Regions from separate parts of the Homo sapiens genome. Here region 1 is linked to region 2. The links are chromatin contacts, found by Hi-C or POLR2A ChIA-PET in ENCODE. All regions are on one chromosome and are shown on one strand. The core of a region is the stretch at or near the end of the contact, and the rest is flanking DNA. Distances in the headings are between cores, read along the strand shown. Region 1 has its middle 140 kb from the start of LINC02920. Region 2 overlaps ASMER1 (adipocyte associated metabolic related lncRNA 1).

The links. A loop is a pair of places that touch in the nucleus more often than their neighbours do. ChIA-PET counts read pairs that join two places held with the same protein, here RNA polymerase II (POLR2A). Pooled maps may share reads with other maps.
Region 1: a map of Caco-2 shows a loop between it and region 2 (7-fold over the local background). The contact joins two enhancer-like sites. A Hi-C loop is called at or near these places in 7 of 168 maps with a recorded cell type or tissue (CD14-positive monocyte, Caco-2, Calu3 and 4 more), 3 of 37 single-sample maps with no recorded cell type and 10 of 50 pooled maps. POLR2A ChIA-PET finds 5 or more read pairs at or near these places in 1 of 52 experiments (PC-9).

What each region holds. Positions count from the first base shown.
Region 1 is chr21:15,206,909-15,212,733 of GRCh38, reverse strand. No RefSeq gene overlaps it. Among named protein-coding and RNA genes, the nearest start is that of LINC02920, 140 kb to the right of the region's middle. RefSeq lists a cis regulatory region at 2,057-2,449. Within about 2 kb of position 2,293, at least 6 of the 41 ENCODE cell types and tissues checked have a DNase peak (open chromatin) inside an H3K27ac peak, as active enhancers do; they include CD14-positive monocyte, where a contact is called at or near this core.
Region 2 is chr21:14,863,044-14,868,516 of GRCh38, reverse strand. The region is part of intron 1 of ASMER1 (adipocyte associated metabolic related lncRNA 1); the gene reads left to right. Among named protein-coding and RNA genes, the nearest start is that of ASMER1, 53 kb to the left of the region's middle. RefSeq lists an enhancer at 3,790-3,839. Within about 2 kb of position 3,700, at least 16 of the 41 ENCODE cell types and tissues checked have a DNase peak (open chromatin) inside an H3K27ac peak, as active enhancers do; they include CD14-positive monocyte, where a contact is called at or near this core.

The DNA of each region.
Region 1 (5,825 bases), core at 1,044-3,543, 350 kb before region 2:
ATTAACTTTTACATTTTGTAATTTGTACATAAGGCTTAAAGGTAAAAACTTGGATACAGTTCCTCTTAAGTGATTATATAATTTAATGAACAATAGAAACAATTTTCTTATTAAAGCCTGAACTTTGAAATAAAAGAAAGCATAATAGTTCCAAGTCTGTTGGACTCCAACATTGAGATGAAAATCCAATTCAGATATAACCAAATTCTCACTCTACAATATTTTGTTTAAATACTAAGTAAAATGTTAATTATTTTGCAGCTTTTGTTTTTAGGTCATGAGATCAGTCTATTTTACTTCCTCTTTACCATGGCTGGAGGCTCTTAACTATTTATGGATTTCACTCATCAGCAAACTCGGCTAAACTGCACTGCTCTAAGTATCGCAGGATTTTAATAGAAGTAGAGCTTTCTTTAAACATGGTTTCATCTAAAGATGTGTTTGAATATCTTGATTACTAATATGTACATATAATATTATTTTGAGAAAAATGCAAATAACTAAGCATGCTTATTATAAAATCTAAAATATACATTACAATATATATTCTTATTTAAAAAAAGAGATCAGTTCTAGGGATAGGAAGAGAGGATGCACAAAACAGAAGAAACTATCAATACCTGCCAGTAGATGATTTCTTTTGCTATTCACACATACTCCCACCCATTTCCAAAATGCCTGTGTTATCAGGGACCTCAATAAAATCCAAACACGAACAAATAAACAAATTGTCAGGGCAGGAAAATTGAGTGTTTGGCTCTAAATGTGCAGAAAAAAAAATCCTTGATTTGATTGTTTCTATATAATAGTGCTTCCTTTAGTTGTAATAATGCCCTTCACCCCTTTGCAACATTTCCACTTATAAACATTGACCCTCACAGTTTGAAAACCTGCCTATCTCACATCAGAGATCCCTGTCCAAGGCCATTCAGTACAGAACAGGGAGTCTGAGGCAAAACTGAGATTCCCAGTTGATCAGACCACTAGACTACATTGCACCATAAAGCAAAGACAAACAGGGGGTTGCTCCAGGGCAGCCTAAGTTTGTTTACCAGCGTGCTTGCGGCTTTTCTGAAGCCCGTTTGTCCTAATTTCTTTTTCCTGTTTGCAACTTGTTAAGCATTTCTGTCTTCCTTTCCCGCTACCTAGCCTATTTCTATGATCACTTTCTTCCTTTTGTTTGAAATGAATTATATGAGCAATTGAAAAATCAAAAAAGAATAAAATGATCAGAGGCTAGGTCATCTGGAAGCACATTTAACACAATACTGGTGTAGCGCACATCTTGCTATAAATCATATTGACGAAGTATATCAGTACCAAAGAATATTCTTCAGAAAAAGTGTTTTGATCAGAAACAACTTCTCGCCCTCCCCCCACATACTGAATCAAAGAATTTTAAGGAAGTGAAGAAGCGATGGAAGTTAGATAATCAGTTATACTTCAACCCTAATGCAATGGTGAACTTTGCCCAAACTTAGAATATTGTAAAGGAAACCTTACATTTCTCAAAGCATCTATTTAAATATAAATAGGGTATGTCAAATATCACACAGGATAGATCCACAGGCCATTTTTAGCTAAAAAAACAAAAACAAAACAAAACAAAAAATATGATCAACTAGACAAAACTGAAAAGCCTAGAAATAAAGTAGGGAACCAAATCTAATACATTAGGATCGCATTATGATTACTAACACTTGAGGGAAATAAAGCAGGCTCTATTGAGAGGAGGATAAGGAGATAGGCTACTCTTGAAATTCTAAAGTGAACCCTAAACATCTAGGAAGACCTTAAGGTCCAAGATGCTGGTTTCATTTATATTTAATTTCATTTGACTTTATTCCTTGATATAGGAATTACAGGTTTATCCTAACACCATTATTGAAAGCCATGGTCAGGTTAATATTTGGTTTGGTAATATAATGAATATGCAATATTTTTAGCAGAAATCAAAAACAGATTCTTGTACAGGTAAAACTGTCTATTCTAATCTGTAAATTTTACAGTATTTTTCTCTCTGGATCTCTCTTGTTTGCTAGGTTTTGTTTCTCTTGGTTTTAAAATCTATGTCTCTTAACTGACCCTGGGAGTGGCTAAGGAAAGGTGCTTAGTCATTAGAATGTCCACCTAGTCGCCCAGCCAAACTGGCCCTACAGCCAATAAAGCCAGACCCCTGTGTCCTTGCCCGTGGTGTGTGTCTAAGATCTGTGGCTAGCGGCTCCAGCCTGGGTTGAGCAGCAGGAGAGAGCCACAGTGACCTCTGTTTGAGTAACCTGGCTGTGAGCCCTGACCCCTGGGTGGGGCTGGAGCATTGCAGTCCATGCCCCATTGCCTAATCCCTCTGACTCCAGTGGAACCTAGAAGGAAGGAATAGGATGACTCTAACCTCAAAAAGGGGTGTTGAAGGAAGAAGAGGGAAGATTGCCAAATAGCCCTAGGGTGATGGAGGTTCCTGTTCTCCCTGTCTCCTCTCTTGGGAAAGTCAAGGCATTCCAGCTCTTATAGAGATGGTTAAGAGGATGATAGGATCTTTCTAACTGGAAGCTAATGACGAGCCTGTTAGTTTGTACAAGAGAAAATAATTTAATTAGAGCTAAACCACCCTGAATAGGAGAGGGAAGGGGATCTCTTAGGAGCCCTAAGAATGGAAAGAAGATTGAAATTCTTCTGTTTATTTGTACAATGGAATATTTGGAGGCCAGATCTCCTGTGATATAGACCCTGCTTTTATCAAATTGCCGTCTTTTCCCACTGACACAGGCCAGTCTCTCAAGGTATTGAGAATAGAGAGGAGAGCAGTCTGCTGACTTATTAACTTACGTGAAAAAAATTTTTTTTTCTAAATGTCACCTAGGATATTTTCCAGGTATTTGACCCTTACAGCATTGTATTTTCTTCTGGGGAGGGGACCCAGCAATTGCACATAAAAGAAATTGCATGAAACCTTGTGAATCTGGGCTATCATAGAGTGTTTTTGTGTGTCCTGGTATCCTTGATGCCCAGAAGCCAGGTAACTACACAATCATGAGCAGAAATTCTCTCAACCAAATTATCCGGGTCATGGCCTTTCAGAATATAAACACCTAGAAGAACCAGCTAGTGAAGCACAAAGTTTCCAGTAGTTATAAAAAACAGTAGAGAGGGAAACACTGTTTTCCTAACAGCATTTCCCAAAGGGTCACTTTTCATTGACTTCCAACAGTCCTTGGTCAAGTTATCTGATATAGGTACCAGCCTAATTCTTTGATTTTTCATACTGCCTGAAGGAAGCCAGCACTACAACAAATAAAAAAGAAAAGAAATTCACTTACTCATCCTCTTGAATCAAAGGCTAAGGAATAAAGAAGCCTTTGTGAGTTAGCAACTCCCTTCCCTTCTTCTTCCTTTTGGCTGTTTTGGTGAGGAAGACTTGACCTTAGTTAGTTACCTTCCCAGATAGAGATTGAATTGGAGGGTCTAGTACTTTTAATTTTTCTTTCATAGACTCCAAGAGCTACAGAACCCTTAGAGATTGATCAGCTACCTGGCTGACTGGTTCATTTTCTCTTCATCCATTTAGCAGGCTTTCGTTCAGGGCCCGCTTTGCAGTAGGTGCCTCCCAAAGGTTGAGAATGTGAAGACAAAAAATGTCAGTTTTTGCCCTAAAAAAGTGCATGGTCCAGTAGTGGAGACAGACATGGAAACACATGTTTTGGGTATGAATCATGGCTCACAAATGGAGGTGTGTGTGCAGTAAATGGCACGTGTCTTGATTTTATCTTTAAAGGAGATTCAATGCAACTCTGAGCTCTCAACCTGCTGGGCTTATGGGAAATGCAATCTGTCAGTATTGAGGGTTTCTCCTGGCTTTGTCTCTCTCTCATGCAAAGGTCTCAAGGTCTTTCACAACCCAGAGCATGGAGGAGATCCCCTTCAGTTTTGGCTCCCCACGGGCTATTTCTGGGTGCCTGTGGTCCGTGCCTGGCTGGTTACTTGAGGTCTGGAAACCCCACTACTTCCATGACACAGGTGGACCATTGGATCCTTGAGGATCTGGGATTCTGGTGCGCAGGGCCATCTTCCCAGATACACAGGCAGCTATTCCCTTTCTATGGCCTTGCTTCCTCGCAGGGCTCTGCCAAGAAGTAGGGCCCGCCTGAGTCCTGCTGCCCAAAGCTCCCGGTCAGCTTCATCCTCTTCTCTGCCTGGAGGTAATCACCTCCCTCTCCCTCTTCTATATTTCCTCTACCCCAGCCCAACCGAAGATCATACTTGCAAGGAGAAAATACAAGTTAATATCGCCATGAATTATTCTGCCCCTTGACTCTAAGAACGAGTGCTTCTATAACTGTGGTGCCCCGGGCAACTTGGTGCTTTACTGCAGCCCTACCCGGTGTCAGAGTACAGGTCTCAATAACGTGCCATGGGAAGGAAGAAGGGAGCAACTACCTATTGGGGAATTTGGAACTCAGAGAAGATAACGTTTCCTCCGGGTCATAAGGGCAGGAGATGTGCACAACGTGCATTGGGGCATGGGGGACGAACACCTGGAGTCAAAGAGCAGAACGTGGAAAACGGAGCGGGATGACAGAGTCTGCACGTTCCAGGGAATGTGAAGATCCTGCTATGATTAAAGTATAGGGGCGGGAGGCAGGGAGGAAAGTGGAGATGACAAGAGATGAGGTTGAGAAAGAGTTTGAAGCTAAATCCTGCAGGGACTTAGAGTAAATGTGGTGGGGGTTATGGCGAGTTTCTGATGTAAACAGATAGTTTAAGGTCACATGCCTTCGAGGCATGTGGGAATCCATGGACTGTGGAGTTGTTGACTGTAGCTTTGCAATCCCAACTGTGTCACTGTCTTGCCATAGGGTCCCAGGCAAGTTACTTAGCTTCTTTGTGCCTCAGTTTTTATTATCTGTAAAATGGGCATAGGTGATAATAGCACCCACTTCAGAGCCCTTTGTGACTGCTGAGTGAGACAACATATGTAAAGCATCTGCCCAGTCCTAGACACATAATTCATATTAAATACATATTAGCCAATGATATTATAATTTTACAATGATTTTCATGTCATTATATTCATAGCAACCTGGAGAGGTACATCCAACATGTACTGTTATGACATTCTGTGGCTGTGGCTACATCAAGGAACCAGAATTTGAAGTCCTCTTAACTAAACCTCTAGGTAGACAGAAGATTTGATGTGACATTGTAGATAATAATGACCTCCAGATCAAAGCAGATGGACATAAGAACTAGTATGCAGAGCCAGGACCTCAACAACTTCGCCAAGTGTAAAGACAGCATCTGGCACCCAGATGATACTCAAGTCATTTTGTTTAGAGATTCCCCGAGAGAACATGATAAAGACAAAAATGGGCAATCCAAACGGGTAACGTGGTGTATTTGTTTACTAGGGCTGCTGTAACAAAGTACCACAAACCAGGTAATTTAAAACAGAAGTGTATTTTTGCACAGTCTGGAGGCTAGAAGTTCAAAATCAAATTGTTGAGAGTACCCCGCTCCCTCTGAGACCCTGGGTAGCATCCTTCCTTGCCTCCTCCTAGTTTCTGGTTGGGGCCATCAGTATGTGGTGTTGCTTAGTTTTCCTGTGTCATCACACAGAGTTCTCCATGTGTGTTCCTCTCTGTGTCTTTTTTCTTCTTTGAAGGGTATACATTAGATTGAATTAAGGACACACCCAACTGCAGTATGACCTAATCTTAACTTATATCTTATGTCTGCAAAGACCCCATTTCCAGATAAGATCATATTCTCAGATACCAGGGATTACAGGGACTAGGATTTCAACATACCTTTTTGGGGAACACAGTTCAATC
Region 2 (5,473 bases), core at 2,451-4,950:
TTTGTTTGTTATGTGTGACATCTTTTTTTTTCCTCTAAGAACCATGAAACTATGCAAAGAATAGAAAGATCACAATATGGTCTTGTGGATGTCACTGCTTGAAAAGCAAAAATGCTAGTGAATTAACCATGGTTAGCAGGGATTAAGAAGAGTAAACAGTCTGAAGCAGAATGAATGTGATTGCAAGTGTTTTCAAAGGCCTTTCCTCCCCCAACTTTTTTTTTTTGAGAAGGAGTCTGGGTTTTGTCACCCAGGCTGGAGTGCAATGGCGTGATCTCAGCTCACTGCAACCTCTGCCTCCCGGATTCAAGTGATTCTCCTGCCTCAGCCTCCCGAGTAGCTGGGATTACAGGCACTTGCCACCACGCCTGGCTAATTTTTTTGGATTTTTAGTAGAGACGGGGTTTCACCATGTTGGCCAGGTTGGTCTCGAACTCCTGATCTCAGGTAATCAGCTCACCTCAGCCTCCAAAAGTGCTCGGATTACAGGCATAACCACCGTGCCTGGCCAACATTTTATTTAAAAAAAATCAAAGCTACAGAAATTGCAAGCATAGTAAAATAAGCAGTCATATGCCCTTCGTGTAGCTCTATGCTGATAGGATAGCCACTATCCACATGTGGTTAGCAGCCGCTTGAAAAGTGCTAGTCCAAATTGAAATGTGATATTCTACGTTTCTTTCTAAAATATAACCAATTCCTAATGTTTTCTGAAAAGTGAACATTTTATATGCTTCTAAACCAAGCATATAAAAATTGAATAAATATAAACCACATAAAATGATTCAAAAAATATACATATATAAAACATATATATTTGCATATAAAGACTAGACTCAGAGATATGTATCTGTGTTTAAAAGTTTAAAAGTTTAAAAGCCAACAGTCAGTAACTTTGAGACTTTACGGTTATGGATCTGTGGGTGTAGTCCTTATATGCAAATATGTGCTTTGTATATGTATCCATATATAAATCTTTGGTGCAGGTCTGATTATTTTCTTGGGATAATTCCTAAGGAGTAAAATTACTAGGTCAAAAGGAATTAACAATTCTTAAATACTTGATTCACATTGCTAAATAACTCTCCAGTAAAATTGTATCAAACCAAAGTCTCACATGATATTTGAGAGGGACAAGTTCATTTGCCAACACTAGTCATTATGCTTAAAAAACATCTTTCTCAATTTGTAAAGAAAGCTGCATCTGGTTTTATTTTGCAAGTGAGTATCAACTGTTTTGTATTCTTTTTCATTTGCTTTTTTGAGCACACTTTGGTGTGCTGCAGGAAAACACAGGAGGTTGACCCATGGAGACTTAGAGAGGTTCAAGATGTAGATATGAACTGGAGCAGCCCTCACATATTTGTGGTAGTTGATACTACAGGATGGCTTGAGGTATTTCAAGGAATATCAGGCTGGGCATGCTGGTGCATGCCTGTATCTCCAACACTTTGGTAGGCTGAGGCAGGATGATCCCTTGAGGCCAGGAGTTAGAGACAAGCCTGGGCAACAAAGCGAGACCTTATCTGTATGAAAAAATAAAAATTAGCTGGGTGTGGTGATGCACGCCTGTAGTTCTAGCTTCTTGGGCACCTGAGGGAAAATGATCACTTGAGCCCAGGAGATGGAGAGGCTGCAGTGAACCTATAACTGTGCCACTGCACTCCAGCCTGGGCAACACAGAGTTAAATCCTGTTGGAAAAAAAAAAGGAAATAGGAGATGAGAGGCAGTAAAGAATCCTGTGATCCTATGAAATCTGTAGCCAGGCTTCTGGAAAAATATGGTGTATGGAACCCTGTGGACAAGAGCATTTAAAAAATTGTGGTAAGTGCAGAATAAAGCCTTGGTCAGTAGTAACTATCAGTTTCCTAGGGCTGCCATAATGAAGCACCATAAACTGCCTAAAATCAAAGAAATTGATCACATCACAGTTCTGGAGGCTAGAAGTCTGAAATCAAGGCATCACCAGGGCCACAGTCTCTCTTACGTTTCTGAGAGATTCTTCCTTGCCCCCTTCTTAACCTCTGGTGGTTTCCTGGCAATCTGCGATGCTCCTTGGCTTGCAACTTCCTAATTCCAATCTCTGCCTTCATTGTCACAGTGTGTCCTCTCTGTGTATATGTTTTCAGATGGCCATCTTCTTAGAAGGATGCCAGTAATATTGGATCAGGGGCTAACTCTGCTCCAGTATGACCTCATTTCATCACTAATTACATCTGCCACAACTCTGTGTCCAAATAAGGTCACATTCTGAGATACTGAAGGTTAGGATTTCAACTTGTCTTTTTTGAGAGGGACTCAATTCAACTCATTACAATATCAAATGTTATACAAAGTATGATGGACACAGGGAAAAGGTCATTATATTTTGCATTTAGGAAATGATTGGTGACTTTTGGAAGAGCTGAGATCAAGGTAAAAGCCAAGTTCACAGCAGTTGATTAGTGGTGTGAAGTGGACAGTTAGCTGTGAAAGGCAGAGGGAAATAACTGAGGGTGGCACAAGAGTGAGAATATAAGACTTTCTGAGAATCAATAGGTGGTCATCAGTACATAAGGAAAGGGTCTTGAGTCAGCAAGGATGCCAATCTAATAAAGCAATATTGGAGTAAATGCCCTTATCACGCAAAATGACATTTTAGTGAATAGACTGCATATATGATGATGGTTCCATAAGATTATAATACCATATTTTTACCGTATCTTTTCTATGTTGAGATGCATAAATACTTTCCATTGTGTTACAGTCATCTACATACAGTAACATGCTGTACAGGTATGTAGTTTAGAAGCAGTAGGCTATACCATCTAGGTTTGTGTAAGTACACCATGATATTGATGTTCACATGATGAAATTGCCTACTGATGCATTTATCAGAACATATTCCCATCGTTAAGCAATACATGATTGTAGTTATTAAAATCCTACTAAATCAGGATGTATTTCCTATTAATATAAACTTATAAGCAATTTTAATCAATATTAAACACTAATACAGATATAGGTTTATTAGAGTCAATATATATGTTAATATAAGATTTTTGATGCTTTGCACTGTTTCCCAAGGTTCATAATATTATACAATTACTAAAGCTAGCAAGGTTATCATAAGACAAAGGGCATTTACAGTTTATAATCTATTTGTTTTTCTTTCAGAATCTAGAAAATAATTTTATTTGATTTTTCTGTAATTAAGTAAAATGCTGTTTTATTAAAATTTAATTTCCCCCCAAAACTTTCTAAAATCTGCAGATCTCTGAAAAGTTAATAATTTATCTGCCAAGCATACCTCCTGTATTTAAGTATTTATGAGCATGTGATAAATGTGTACTCTAAAACACAAACAGAATGTGTTTTCTTACGTATTAATGAATATTTTGATTAATTAAGCAGATATTAGAATTGCACATCACTTCAGGGTTGTTTGATTCAGAATAGCATCTGGTTTCAGTGATAACATGAATCATGAAAACTACTTATAAATGTGCTCTTGTGTTCTTCTCATAATCTCCTATGGAAAGTAAACAGGAACTGTTAAAAATGTACCTAGCACTTCTCAGGGGCTCCTGTTCTGGCTTGGTCCAACTCTGGTCATGCAGGCATTTTTCCTTTTAAGGACAATTAAGTCCTATCTTTGCAGGCCATAGTGTTACTCATGTTCGGGGAGGCCACAGAGCCGGGAAGAGGAGCCCTGAGCCCTGAGCAGGTTCAATGTCGCCCCCGTCAGGAGCACCGCTGCAATGGAAAGCTTCAGTTACCATCAAAGGGATGCAGTCAGGCCAGAGAGAGAACTGCTATTTTCAAATACAAATGAACAAAACTACAAAAATGACAGAGAAGTCTTTGTTCTCTGTCTAAATGTGAGCCCCAAACAAATCCTCCCTGATTTAATGTGAAGTTTCTGGCCTGACCCCGACACTCTCCCTGATGTGCCTTCTACACGTCTATGAGGCAGCACTGTCTGTAACAGTGTGTGTCAGGTGCAGGGACTTTTCCAGCTGTCTCATGACTGTTAGGCAACATTGCCTTTTCCTGGGACTTTCAGCTGGGCTGGCTATGGTCTTTTTAGATTTAGCTTTGGGAAGCTGCCCCCTGCTGGGCTTCGGTTGGTGTGAATGGCCTGGACTTAGGAAGGGGCACTGCTGTAGTTGGCCCTGAATGGACCCTGGACTTTGGAGCCTCCTGGATGACACAGTTGCTTACCCTCGTGTTATCAATCTGAAAAACCTCATCAAGTGATACATTTCCAATCTCCTGACTGTCCTGTGACTTATTTGATGGTATTAAGCAAAGCTCAGGTCAGAAGGATTGTCATAAAATTGTTGACTGGACTCTTTCTCAGGAAAAGTTTAGCATGTCCTGGCAACTTTTAGGCTCATACCACTAACTCTGAGAGGTCAAGGGTTTTATGTAGAATGGTAACCTTCTTAAAATTGAGGTTTTAATAAACAGAGCTACGCATAGCAGACTCATCCCTGGTCTTACAGAGAGGATGTCAAATGGCTGAACCATGTGCTTTCTCAAAGTCAGTGACAGCAGAGATGAGGAAGGGGTTGATGATGTAAGAGAGAGCTGGGACAAAGGCCAAGTCAATACCAAATGAGTTGTCATTCTCCCTATGCTTTTCATACACACCCAAGCGTTTCACTCGGGAGATACCAGAGCAAAAGGAAGATAAATGCTACATGTAGTTCGTTCTGATATAACTGTCACTAGCACATGGTGCACACGCTCCATGAGAACACTTCTGTTTCATTAATCATGCTCTTTTGAAAATGTGACTAAATGTAAGTGATGTCAATTTCCAGTGCTGCTTTTGCTTTATAAGTAGGCTTTGAGGATTTAACCATATTTGGTAGATGCTAATATTTCTGTGTTGGCCATGAGAAAGATTATTATAGTACACAATGTAGTAAAATATTTGTCTTATGTAAAGAGAGAAATAATCATTTTTATTTACATTCCTGTGCAACTCGGGTCAGTCTGCCCTAAGGAGTTTTATTTTCTAAAGAATAAGCCTAGGAAATGATTTCATCATAGATTCAAGTAACAGCGTGAAACAAACACAGCCTCGGGATTTTTGCTATGTGTAGTCCCCTTAATTTTCTAGAATAAGACAAAAGACTGTTGTAAATAATTTTGAATAAAACTCGGATTTGTTATTTAATTTTAAAGACCTCCCAGAGTTTGAGATAATCAAAACAAACTTATTTTGTGCTCAGATTAAGAGCAAAATAACAAAACTAATCTACTAGTGATAGACTTTTAAATGCAAATTTAAAACAAGATACATATCTTTCAAAGGATGATTTTCTTCTTGTCATAAAAGACAAATTACTGAAATGCCTTTAGAGATTTATATTTGTATATTGCATTTATAACAATGATAAATCTCAGTTAACAATAAAAGGTTAAATTATGTCTTAAATGTAGGAAAATATAGGAAAGGTAAGGATATTTTTATTTTTATTT